2 separate regions of the Homo sapiens genome follow, and region 1 is linked to region 2. A link is a contact called in ENCODE Hi-C or POLR2A ChIA-PET data. All regions are on one chromosome and are shown on one strand. The core of a region is the stretch at or near the end of the contact, and the rest is flanking DNA. Distances in the headings are between cores, read along the strand shown. Region 1 overlaps RBMS3 (RNA binding motif single stranded interacting protein 3). Region 2 has its middle 95 kb from the start of RBMS3-AS3.

Region 1 (6,437 bases), core at 1,879-4,378, 140 kb after region 2:
AATACGACACATTTTTACTGTTTTCCATTTAACAAATGTTGTGCTCTATTCAGTTACTTCAAAGTTAAGTTTGTAAGCAACTTATAAAATATCTGAAAATAGAACAATAATTTGAACCCACAAAGATATCAGATTGCAATGCATATTATGTGGCTAAATTCTATAATTTTCCTGAGTTGTTTCTAAAGGATGAGATAAGAAAGAAACTCATGTTGTGAGCTTTCTCCACTTGTTATATTTTGCTTACATGAAGACTCAAATATGTACATACGTAGTTTTTCCTCTTGCAATTCCCTGTGAAATACTAGGGTCATTTTAATGTTCTGTGTAAGATGAACACCAATTTTATTCTCAATAGCAGTGTTCCATATACTTCTTGCATTTTAACAAGAGCTCCTTCATCAATCCAAATAATAAATTACAAGACCAAAAATGAAAGCAATTTGTACATCTGTGAAGGTCAAAGCCACCAAGCTGGCTGGAGATATTCAGCTGAGGGCGGTAACTACTGAAGTCCTGAGTTATGGGCACACTCGTCCTCTCTGAGTGCTGTGCATGCTCACTCAGTAAAAACTAAGCGGCTCTAAATGGTTTCCTTTTAAGAAGAAAAAGCATGTTTAGTGTGTTATTTAATTCAATGATTTTTCAAAATTAGATATTATAATGGATCCCAATCATGCCCTTAATAATGAGACTGTACAAGAATACGTGATAAAATTGTAGAAAAAGAAATAACAATGGTTTTGCCAGGCACTGAGCTTAGGGCTATATACAGTTTTCTAAAGGATGCTCCATCTATGAAGGGCTCTTCCTCTCTTTTATTTTTTTTTCATTTCCGTCCTTCCCATTTGTTTTCTTTCTTCATTTTCTTCTTTTCTACCGTCTGGCTTATTTGAGTCAACCAACATTTACTGTATCCCCATGAAAAGCCAGACATCATAGGAGGAACTACGGATACGAGAAATTAAGGAGTTCATAATCTAGTAAAAATGTTGTCTGTGTTTTTTTTGTGTTTGTTTTTAATTTATCCGGAGTTTGTGTTTATTTACCTATCCATACATGAATTTATAATCACTTTGGATGCCTTAAAATACAATAATATTCTGGGGCCTATATCACCTAATGTAATCCTCCACATGCTGTAGACATGATTAAAATCCTCATCCTCTAACATTCAAATAGATCTGGTGAAAATAAAGTGTACATTTTATGAGTTAAAAATCATAAAATCTTAGTCCTGCTAGTCTTGATTACAGTTCTTTTAAAGTACCTAGTCCAGATCAAGTCAGTTGCCATGCTAATTAGTTTTCACATACGAAAAAAAAAAATGGCCATACTCCAGACACTGGTCTTTCTATTTCAGGAAAGATGGCATATAAGAAAACCTCACTATATGCAAAGGATTTGTGGATGGTTCCTTGGAGTTAATTTTCATGGGCTTTAGAAGGTATTTAAACCTCAAGACAAGGAGAGGGTTTATAAATGATTGACAGAAGCTCTTTAGCTACTCAAGTCCAAGAGGGTAGCACCTCTTAGCCGTTCAATGAATAGTATGGAGAATTCGAAGGGCTGCTTAGAACTCTAGGGCAGCCTATTTTTTGAAGATTATGCTTTTGACCTTTCTTGCTAGAAGTCATCCATCCATCTAATAAGTGTTATTTAAGGGCATACAGTGTGCCAAGAACGCAACTTGGCATCACCATGGAGACCATAAAATTCTAGTCTCATCCTCTCATCCATCACAACCAAGTAGAAGTTGGTGCTGTTAATGTCAAGAGCAAATCAAGAAGTCAAGAAAGACTGAAGCTCAGACACATTGTCACTGGTGTAATCTCCACCTTTGAAGGTGCTGCTCTGATATCAAATTTTATGTACAGAGACAAACACATACACAGTTGACAAAGTAACAGACATAAATTATTTTTATGTTTTATATGTTATTTTTTGAAGTAACATCAGGTATGTACTTTAGCTTATTTTTTCACACAAAGTTGATTTTTTTGGGTAATAACAATAGAATTTATACTAGTTGCAGAATTATCTACAACCACCATAGTAAAGAAACAAAGCCGTAAACTAGGTCGTATTATTACTGTTATCTTTTGAATTTTTGGACAGAGCTGATTTAATAATTTGGCAAACTTGTAACTAGGGTAACTAGAAAATGCTGAAATTTAAATCTATGTTATTTATATTATTTTGATCTTTATATGGCCTAAAAATGCAGGTTTAACTCCAGCACACATAGTAAAATTAACAGTAGAAAGAAACAAACATCAGAAGCCATATGTAATATGTCTGTGGTGCTCTTGACACCCCTCTGTCTTCTCTTCTGAAATGTGTATTCCTTCTGATATTGGACACATACAGTTACACACACACATACACACACACACACACACACACACACACACACACACCCCTTGGACTGAATTCTAGATGCAATTTTAAAAATCAATAATTTAGTATCTCTTCATATAATTCACACCCCTTCTTATTTCCCCCATGATTTTTATTTAAGCTTGTACGCAATTTTTGGCATGAACTAAGCTTTTTAAGACTTTATGCCACTGTAGGGATTTTTGGAAAACACTGATAAAGCCAATAAAATAACACACCGATTCAGATATTACCCTTGTTCAAACAGGGCTCTCAAATGGGTCCTATTTTCTTGGATTTGCCCACTCTGAAAAAAAAAAAAAAATTCACTGCAAGCTAAATTACTTTCTTTAACATACCTAGATTTTTTTTATTTTGTTTTTATTTTTAACTCTGGACTTTATTAAAAGGACAAAGGAATTCACTGGAGTGGGAATAACACAGATTTTACTGTGCAATGAACTTAAATGCACTTCTATAAAGTAAGTCATGAACACTGACTTCAACCTTTCATTTTCCTCAGGAAGGACCCAGTTAGAACCAGCAGTCACTGTGGCTGAGGGAAGAGGCACAGTATTCTGGTCTGGTCTAGGTTCTTCTTTCCTTTTTCAGTTTCTTTTTTGGTTCCTTTCTGTTTGTACTGCTCTTGTGAGCTTCTTATTGTTCAAGCCTCATAGCTATTTATGGATTATGCACAGTTTGGGCTAATATGATTAACATTTGCCTCAAGAGCCAGGTCTTCTCATGTAATTGGTTCTCTTTCAAAACACGTGGCCTCCGCCTGGATGACTGGCTTGCTACGTAACCTGGAACGGCCATGTCCTGGGTCTTTCTGTGCTGCATGTTTGGCCGTGGAATTTATTTCTTCTGTCCTGCTGGAGTGGGTAGGATTGTTTGAACAGGAAGAGTCACTTCCTTGTTATGCTCTCCCAGCATTGTAGAGCTCCAAGATGTTTCCCCTGTGCCCTTCCATTAAGCCCTTACAATCTCCTGCACTAAAGTTTAATCACTTCCCTCCTAATATCCTAAAGAAGACAAGAGCTTTCTCTCCTAATTCTTTCCTTCTCTCCTTTTTCTTTTTCTCTTTCCTTCTTTCTCTTTGCTTACCTAGTATTCTTTCCAGCCTGCCTGCCTATCTGCCTTTTCTTCTCTCCTTCCTCTCCTCTTCCTTTACTCTCATTATTCCCTTTGTTTTCCTTTTCCCCACTGTTATTTTTTTTTCTAATTTCATGTCATTTCTGTTATGAAAACTAGATCCCAGTTAATGGAGCTTTATCGTATTTGCACACAGATGAAAGAATACATGCATATAATAATGAATTGCTGCATTCTTTGTAACAAGAGAATATTGGAAACAACTTGAATGTCCATTAATAGGGGACAAATTGAATAAACTATGGCATGTCTGTAAAACAGAACTCTCTGTAACTGTAGAAAAGAATCAGGAAACACTCTATGTATTAAGTTGTAAGTATCTCCAAAATATTTTGTGAAGTGAAAAAAAGACATAGTGCAGAACATTTGTATTTTATATTTCGTTTGTGAAAAAAGGCGGTGGTGGGAAATAAGATTATATTTTACATTTTATTGCTCTTAGTAAACACCAAAAAATTTGTGTAGGAAACTATTCCTGGGTGTCAAGGATAGATGGGCTGAGGAATAGTAGAAAGGGAGATTTTATCGTTATACCGTTTTGTATTTATTAACTTTCAAAAGTGTGTTAATATATTATCCATCCAAAAAGTGAAATATAATAATGTAAACCTGGGAAGCCAATGTAAGATTCAGTTGAAAGAAAACTATCCCATTAAATGCATATATATATATATGTGTGTGTGTGTATGTATGTATATACATGTGTGTATATATGTGTGTATGTATATATATACATGTGTGTATGTATATATATACGTGTGTGTATATATATGTGTGTATATATGTATGTATATATATACACATACACACACACACACACACATACACACACATATGTATAAATTTGACATGACTGGTATAGTTATCCAAACTCACAGGTGTTCTTCTAGAATATTAGCTATCTATGGCTTAAATTATGTAAAATTGTCATTTTTTACTAAAAAACCATTTCAAATATTGGCAATTTCATACTATTGGCCTAATCTTTCCTTGTCTTAAGTTGAGGCATCAAAAATCTATCATCAGGTTGCCTGGGCTATTACTCTCTTTAACTTCATTCTTCTCCTGTGCTATAGAAACTTTTGGAGTCATATTTCATTAATTTCCCCAGGTCACCTGGATAGGACTATGAAGTGTGGCAATCCTGAATCACCTTTCCATCCTTGCTTTATTAACTTTACACTTGACTGTAGATTAAACTGTCATAATCTACCACTGAGATTATGGTGTTTTTTTCCTAAGAAGTCATTCTGAATCTCAGGCTTTCCTTGCAGGTCTAATGTCTTCATTGCCACCAAATTTATCTTTCTACAATGCAGTTTGACTCCTGTTTCTTTTTACTAAGTGCATCCCATGTCTTCTCACTGGCTACATAATATATATGGACTAAACTCCTTGGAAAGCATGCAATTCATCCTCATTCTTACCTCCACCCACTGATCTTTCCATAAACTCTCTAAACCTGTTCTTTCCCCAAATTATGATCCCCAATAAGTCTCCATGGCTTTGCTAATTACTTTCTGTTTATTAAAATGAGCTTCTCCACCTTCTATGTCTTGCAAGCCTCTTATTACCATTTAAAGGTTTTACACAAATAAGTGTTCTCTCTGTAGTTCTGATTCCCAACTATCCACAATTAATCTCTTGCTTATTTATGTTTCCATGGTCCTATGTAATTACCCCTATTATAAATCTAGTCATTAGGACCTATTCCAGATATTTGTTTATGTGGCTACCTACCTTCCTCACTACCTTCTGAGTGATTGGCAGCACAGATGAAGGTCTTGGTTATCCTTGTATTCCCTCGTACTGAGCTCAGTGTTTGGTATAGAGTTTTGTGATTAGTAAATATTGGTTTATTGAGTAATGCTTCAGTCTTACTACTGGCATCCTTTTTTTTTTTTTTTCGAGACAGAGTCTCGCTGTGTCGCCAGGCTGGAGTGCAGTGGCGCAATCTCACCTCACTGCAACCTCCACCTCCTGGGTTCCAGCGATTCTCCTGCCTCAGTCTCACAAGTAGCTGGGACTACAGACGTGCACCACCACGCCCAGCTAATTTTTTGTATTTTTAGCAGAGACGGGGTTTCACCGTGTTGGCCAGGATGGTCTCGATCTCCTGACCTCATGATCTGCCCGCACTGGCCTCCCAAAGTGCTGGGATTACAGGCGTGAGCCACCACACCCGGCCTAGAATCCTTTTGTATATGGAAGGAAGTATTTTAAAAATCCTTTTTAAAAAAGGTAGGAGACTAATGTTAAGGAAGGTTTTGGGAGTGGGGAAAGAAATGCCTTTACATTAAGGACATGAAAATTGAAAGTACAAAGCAGTCTCTAATTTGTTCATTATTTGCCATAAGGACATGATTTAGTTTTGAATGTATTCCACCAGGTTCTCTTTATCTCCTTTGCTTCATATTAGTGTTTATTTTGATGATGATTAAGGCAATATGCTACTAAGAATTGTGCTGTCTTTTTGTAAATTATGCCTGAAAAAATCGTGATTGTTCCTGTTGCTTTGAAGTCTTATGTTTATATTTAATTGTAAAAGTTAAGGCTACCTCTATGTGATAGACAGAGTGTTCTCCAAAAAATGCCCGCAAATTTGGAGTGGAGGATAAATGACAGTTTTCTCTTCCTACTTCTCCCTTCCTCCTTTTCCTCCTCCTTCTGTTACTTAATATTATCACTATTATCATTATTTTCTTCTAATCTGGAAATATAATAGCTTAATAGCCTAGTCTAGCTGAGTTGGACTTGTGTATTTGTTGAAAATATTAAGTTATAACTTTGGAGTAAATACTCATCATAAAATGAGAATGATTTGATGGTGTGTGTTCTTGTGTATTGCACAGACACATTACTGAGTGGCACATAGAGTTGCAGTGAGTTTTACTGTAAGGGAG
Region 2 (6,763 bases), core at 3,449-5,948:
GCCTTAATCCAATCCTTGTAAACTAAGATTTTTGTTTACTGCCTTCAGATGAGACTAATGGTAAATTTCTAAGGTGAACACTATGATAAAAGGACATTTATATAATTGAAAATATCACTGTTGCTGTCACCACTAAAATATATCTTATTTCTAAAGGCTGGAGTTGCATCTTGCAACTAGAAAAAAAACTGTTTTCAATAAGATCAATTTCAAAGAGCCTTTGTGCTTTGTGATCCGGTCAAAATTCGAATAGTGAGAAAATACTTTTATCCCATTCAGAACGGTATTTGATGCAGTATTTGAACAGTATTTGATGCATCCTCTTAAGCCATCAGCCATTTCTCTTAATCAGCTGAGTCCTGTGCCTTGGTCATACATGAGAATACATGCTGCGATATATTGCTGGCTCAGGTTTAATAAAGAGCTGTCTTCACATTGCATTTCTTTCTTTTTGATAGTCTAGCTCCACAGTGAGAGCCTATCAAACTAGTAAGTCACGAGTGACCATGAGCCCTGGCTTCAGCTCCCAGTGGAACAGCAGCCAACCAGCCTGGAATACATACTCCTTTCCAAGAGCCAGCCTGCACTACCAGTCCCATGCCAGCTATACCTACTGTACTGGACACCCTGCTGTAAGTACCTTATTTTTCTGTATTTTGAAAATTGGATGATTTATGCAGTTACATTTTCAATCTAGCGTGGGTATCTATTAATTGGGCTTTTTTTCTAATGATATAATGCTTCTAAGGTAAGAATTTGCTGCTCTTGAGTAAAAGAGATAAGAATTTAAAAAGTCTTTTAAGTGTTTAAGTAACATGTTTGGATGATTTTTGCTGAAAACTGATATTGCACTAAAAGTTATTTCTAAGTGATGTAGTGTTGGTGTGGAGACTGGATGCACATGTATCTCTGGTTTTATTCTTCTGGTTTCCTTTTGACTGTTGCTTATGAATTTAGTTGGTTGCTTTTGTGCTGAGACAGGATGTCTTTCAAAATGACATAAGAAGCCAGTGGCGGGGGGGGATCATGGATGCCCCCACTTTCATCAGTGGCCTCGTTGACATATTTATACAGACATAAATATGTAGAAATCGATTCATCAGTAGGGTGTTTTTCAGTTACTATTACACAGATATCTGAGGTTGTTGGCATAGATGACTCAAAGGGCAAGGGAAATAAACCTCTAATAAGGGAAAAATGAACTCATGGAATTTGAAGACCTTTTAGAGTAGGGTACGTATTTCACCAATATGTTTTTCTGTTTTGATTCAATTCTTATGGAGTAAAATTTTTCTTTGATTGCAAATTACCTTTTGTATACTTGAAAAACGTCATGATTAATGTTGATTAGTAAGATCTCTCTTTACTGCTAAGAACCCACGCACAGGATTCCTAGAAAATGAAAGACCTTTGAAAGTGAATCACATATGCCTCTCGTAGCAAATCGTCTAATTGGTGAGTCACAGTAGACATGGATTCTGCAGCCATTTCATTCAGAAGACCTATTGTAGACTTCTGTACTTCAGCTATCCTGCTGGCATTTTAAGGTTATGGAACTATAAAGTACACAGTGCTTCTAAGTTGAGAGAATGTGTCTCAAATATCATGTCATAATTTCACTTAAAAGAAGACTCGAGGAATTCACTTAAAATGTAAATTAGTATGACTTTTTTCATAGGCAATTTGGAAATAACTATCAAAATTGCACATACTTTTGACTCAATAATTAAACTTTTGGCATTTAATCGGACATGTACAGGATATATGCACAAGGATAGTGTTGACAACAGTTTTGAAATTACTTGGACCTCAATAACCATATTTTCTTTTCATTTATCTTTTAACAAATACTTATTAAGCATTATTAACCATTTAATATGTTCGGTATTTTTCTAGGTGAAAGAAATCCAAGAGTGAACAAGACCAAGTCTTGCTCTTATGGAACTTCTATTCTAGGGAATGGGGAAGTTGGTTATTATATAAAAAAAATATAAATACAAAGAAGCAAACAAGAGAGAAAATTATACCACAGTGTTATATGCTAAGCAAAATAAATTCTACACAGAGACTTAAAATAAATAGAAGTAACAGAGAATAACTGGGTGGCTACTTGTGATTGTGTGGTCCACCAAGTCCTCATTCAGGAGGCCGGGTTTTATCTGAGATCTGAATGAAAAAGAGATGTAACTAGTCAGAGTTTGGGAGGATGAGCATTATAAGCAGAGGAAACAGCTAGTGTGAAGGATCTGAGGCAGCAGTGAGCCTGGTTCCCTACACAGGGAGAAAGTCATTGGAACTTAGGAGAGAATAGAGAGATAAAGTCAGAGAGAGAGAGACAGGGACCACTTTATTCAGATTGAAAAGTAGCACTTTGTCATACCAAGTAAGGAGTTTATATTTTATTTAACTGCGATGGAAAACTATCAGAGTGTTTTAAGCAAGGAAATAACATGACATAATTTTTTTAGGACTCAGTCTGACTGCTAAGTGGAAAATTTCTGGTGGAGTAATAGGAAGTAAAGCACAGAGTCAAATTAGGAGAGTATTACACACACATATGTGTGACTGCAAAAAAATACATTTTCTTGTAATATCCTTTGACCTATTTGGTGTTCAAAATATATGGAACCTGTATTTATAATGAAAAACCAAGTTGCATTTATTTTGCATAAATTTTTCTTTAGTAACCAGTTTCATATCTAGTATGTCTCATTAGTTTCTTCTTGAGTAGTTATTTGTCAAGCCAGAAGATGACAAATTGTAATTTAATAAAGTATTTCAATTCATATTCTTATTGGCTTCAAGGTCATCTAAAAGTAGCTGACATTAATTGAGCACTTAATGTTTTCCAAGCTCTGTACTAAGTACTTTTACATGAATTTCACACACACACACACACACACACACACACACACACACTTTTTTCAGAACAGTCCTAGGAGGTAGGTACTATTATTATCATTTTAAGGGTTAGTGAAATGAAGTTCAGAAAAATTAAGTATCTTTTCTTAAGTTACACGACCAGAAGTGGGGCCTGAGATTCAAACATTGGCTGTCTAGCCTCCCACTAGTATTCTTATCCATTGTATTATATTGCCCCTTGACATTGAATCACTGTGTCTTTATTTACATGCCAAGGACAGTTACATGATTATATCTCAGAAAGAACCCTTGCTAATAATTTAGTTTAGATGTTCATGTTACTCTTTAGAGAAATATTTGCATTTATAGGATACTTGATTTTAGGTCTGGGGGTAGGAGGAAACAATAGGTGCTATCATGTCTTAGAAACCACTAGGAAAATTACAGGTTATCTAGCTACTTTTTGTGCTTTAAGGCCCAGCAGCTGATACTTTCTTTTGTCTCGCTGCTGTGAGTCAAGTGAGTCAAGTAAGAAAAGTAGAAGTAAAAGATTAGAAAATCCTTAAGAAATAGTCATGGGCTTCACACTTCTGATTTCAAGGACACTCTGAGGATCAACTTTAAAGCCTACTTGGAATTCTTTCATTATCCCAACATTATAACTTTCTTTCAAATTTTCTTTCCATGCCTGAACAGATGGCATTAAACTCTTGACTCACAGATCAGTGCTCATTTAACTCTGCTACTGCTTTGTGAAAGGAATTATATAATCTAAAAATACATCAGAGGTTCAATATAGGGAGACTTTGAGGGCTGGGTTTGGAAGACAACATGCAAAAATGTTGACTATTTCATAGTTTTTACTTGAGTCCATTTTTCAAGAGAAATATTTGGGGCTTCAAAATGTGAGAGTGGATTCCATAGTTGCTATGCAGTCTAAGATCCACAGTGGTTTCGTGGTTAAAACCACAGAAATGGAATTCTTGTCTGAATAGATTCCCAGTGATTTTCTTGAGTCACATAATTTAGTAGCCTTTAATGGAGCTATAAATCCTCTGCCTGCCTTGTGAAACTCATGTCCTTTTCTCCAAGTCACTAGTTTGATTGAAGATTTCCAGTTTTTTAACTGGATATCCTGGAGTTACAAGGGTGTCAGCCAATGTGGTATTTGTGTAGTAAGTATATGTGACTCAAAGGCTTCCCCTTTGCCTCTATTCCCCTGCTTCTGAGGAATCCTGATATCCCATGAATGTGTGGTTAGTTAACTTGAAATTGGTAACCTTGAGATTTTATTCTAGGATTTAATCTAGATTTTATCTCAGAATGCAGTTAGGCCTCTCCCTGACCAAGTAAGGATTTTCTCAGAGCTCTTTTGTACATCACTGTATTAGTTTCCTATGACTGCTGTAACAAATTACCGCTGACATTGAGCTAAAAACAACATGTCTATCTTTTATAGTTCTGGAGGTTGGAAGGCTGAAATGAGTTTCACTGAGCTGAAATCAAGGTGTTGGTAAGGCTGTGCTCCCTCACGAGGCTCCAGAGGAGAATCTATTTCTTGGCCTTTTCCAGCTTCCAGAGCTATATTTATTGCATATCTTGGCTCATAGGCCCTTCTTCATCTTCAAGGCCAGCAGCATAGCATCTTCACATCTATCTCTGCTCCATCTTCAGATCACCTTCCCTATCTATAGTCAAATCTCTCTCTGCTTCCCTTTTACAAGCTCACTTGTTATTTCATTTAAGGGGCCACCTGGCTAATCCAGGATAATCTCCCTGTCTAAATATTTTTAAGTTAGTCACATCTGCAAATTTTATTTTGCCATATAAAGTCATACTCACAGGTTCTGGGGATTAGGTCATAGACATCCTGGTGAACCATTATTCACCTTACACTGATCATAATATTCCGTGACTCAATGACTAATTTCTGAGTCATTAGGTAAGTATTTGGGGCTTCTTGAAATTAATGAGGCTTATCTTACTGAGGGAGATAATATGAGAGGGATTCTTTGAGTGATAGAGGATGAAATCCCTGTGGCAATTCAAAATTATTGAAACTCACAAATATAAGTTTGATTTTCCAGAAATCCACTGTATTTCCACTTCTAAAATGACGTCAGTGTTAACTATCCCCTTGGTAACTACTCCAATACATATCTTAAAAGAAAATAAAAAGACAGGATTACTAAAGCTCTACTAATGTTTTATTCACTGCACTAGAATTTCCAGGCATCTAGAATGCCCTCACCAGCTTGGATAATATTCAAGAAGTGGCAAAAAGTAATATTCAAAATATTCAAGTAATGAAATATTACAACTTTTTAGCCACATATTAAATACGGAAATACCTTTTATTATCCAAGGAAACTACTAATATATAAGTGAATTTATATAGTGATATTATTTGTAGTACATTTTATTCCAAAAATCATTCCACAAGTTTCCAAATAGTATATGGACTAGTGTGTTGGTGTGATCTGTCATTTGACACTTCTGTTACTAGCTAAATGATAACTCTATCTGCTTCATGACTTAACATCACTTAACATGGAATAACATCGAATTTCCAACAACTTTCTATTAATTGAGAACCATTATATGAGGATAATGTTAATTAAAAGGAAGAGGATTCATTTTCTGCCTTCATACTAGCTCTCTGGTCTCCCTGCATCTACTCCTCTCTTGCTCCTTTCTTTTCTCACATTTGAAATTTATAATTTAAATGATCCTAGGGACGTGGAGAAAAAGAAGGGAATTAGAAAGAGATGGAAAGTAGATAGTAACGATCTGATCCTAGGTGCTGAGGCCAGGAGCCTGTGTACCTTCTTTTTTTTTTTTTTTTTTCCTTTTCCAGTGAGGAAGTACAATATGACTTTTCACCCCACTGAGGCTAATGAGGAGACAGTGCCCAAGTGTAGCCCACTTAATAAGGGAGACAAAGCAGAAAGAGGTAAAGAAAATAGAAAGAGGTAAAGAAAACCTCTGAGCAGGTGCTCAGAGGTTCATGCTGCCTGCAGGTAGTAGAGGCTTCTTCTAAGCCTTTGTCTATCCCTTCAGAAAATAGCAGGCACAAAGGAGAGGAAAAGTGGGAGGGCTGTACTAATTTTCTCTTTCAAAAAAAAAAAAAAAAAAAAGATCTGAAAGGGGAAGGGTGCAGACCTAGTACTGTCTTGCTGAAAGAGTCTCTCCTTTAGTCATTAAATAGGTTTCCAGGAGATTCCCTCCCTAGAAACTTGTTTACAAGCCTCAGAGACAACTGCCTTTCACCAAGAATTAGGTTGTCAAATGAAACAAGGGTTCCCAAACCTACCAGAAGGGACATTAGCCCACAGTAAAGGCATTTTCTGTGTATGTCTATGGCAACTGCCTATATCCCTGGCACCTAATAGCCTGAATAGCTGCTTCCTCAGCCCAGACCATGCTTTTCCCCATGGATAGGGACATGCGTTTTTTGTTTTTGATTTTTTGTTTTTGAAGTGTATAGAAAAGATAGGAAGAGGTTGAAGTCTCCTTTCTTCTATATGAGGACCTTTATGCATCAAAGACCTACCAACTTTGCAAATAAATAGCAAATCCTCTGTCACAGGTCCTCTATCTCTGCGCTCCAATGCCTGAGCCAGAAAGATATCTTGGAATCACAGCTTACTTGTTCATAGTTTCTGAAATGATACACAAATGCTGGGATTTAGATTATTAATTTTCATTGGTTATTCCAATTACTTTTATTCTATTTACTAATGTGTGGAAGTGTGTCAACACTTTAACAATTAGTATTTCTCTATACTAGCTTAATAATAGGTCTACCTAGACTCTTGGAGCTATGGAAAACTTTTCAAAAAGTACTGACAATAGACAGTTTTCAAAAGATAATGAACAGATCTCCAGATACTGTGAATTC

Evidence for each region. Hi-C counts contacts between places; a loop is a spot of excess contacts on that map. ChIA-PET counts read pairs that join two places held with the same protein, here RNA polymerase II (POLR2A). Pooled maps may share reads with other maps.
Region 1: a map of PC-3 shows a loop between it and region 2 (5-fold over the local background). The contact joins two enhancer-like sites. A Hi-C loop is called at or near these places in 2 of 168 maps with a recorded cell type or tissue (PC-3 and mammary epithelial cell) and 5 of 50 pooled maps. POLR2A ChIA-PET finds 5 or more read pairs at or near these places in 2 of 52 experiments (Panc1 and WTC11).

The regions. Positions count from the first base shown.
Region 1 is chr3:29,321,308-29,327,744 of GRCh38, forward strand. The region is part of intron 1 of RBMS3 (RNA binding motif single stranded interacting protein 3); the gene reads left to right. Among named protein-coding and RNA genes, the nearest start is that of RBMS3, 43 kb to the left of the region's middle. Within about 2 kb of position 3,129, at least 22 of the 41 ENCODE cell types and tissues checked have a DNase peak (open chromatin) inside an H3K27ac peak, as active enhancers do; they include PC-3, where a contact is called at or near this core.
Region 2 is chr3:29,182,498-29,189,260 of GRCh38, forward strand. No RefSeq gene overlaps it. Among named protein-coding and RNA genes, the nearest start is that of RBMS3-AS3, 95 kb to the right of the region's middle. Within about 2 kb of position 4,699, at least 3 of the 41 ENCODE cell types and tissues checked have a DNase peak (open chromatin) inside an H3K27ac peak, as active enhancers do; they include PC-3, where a contact is called at or near this core.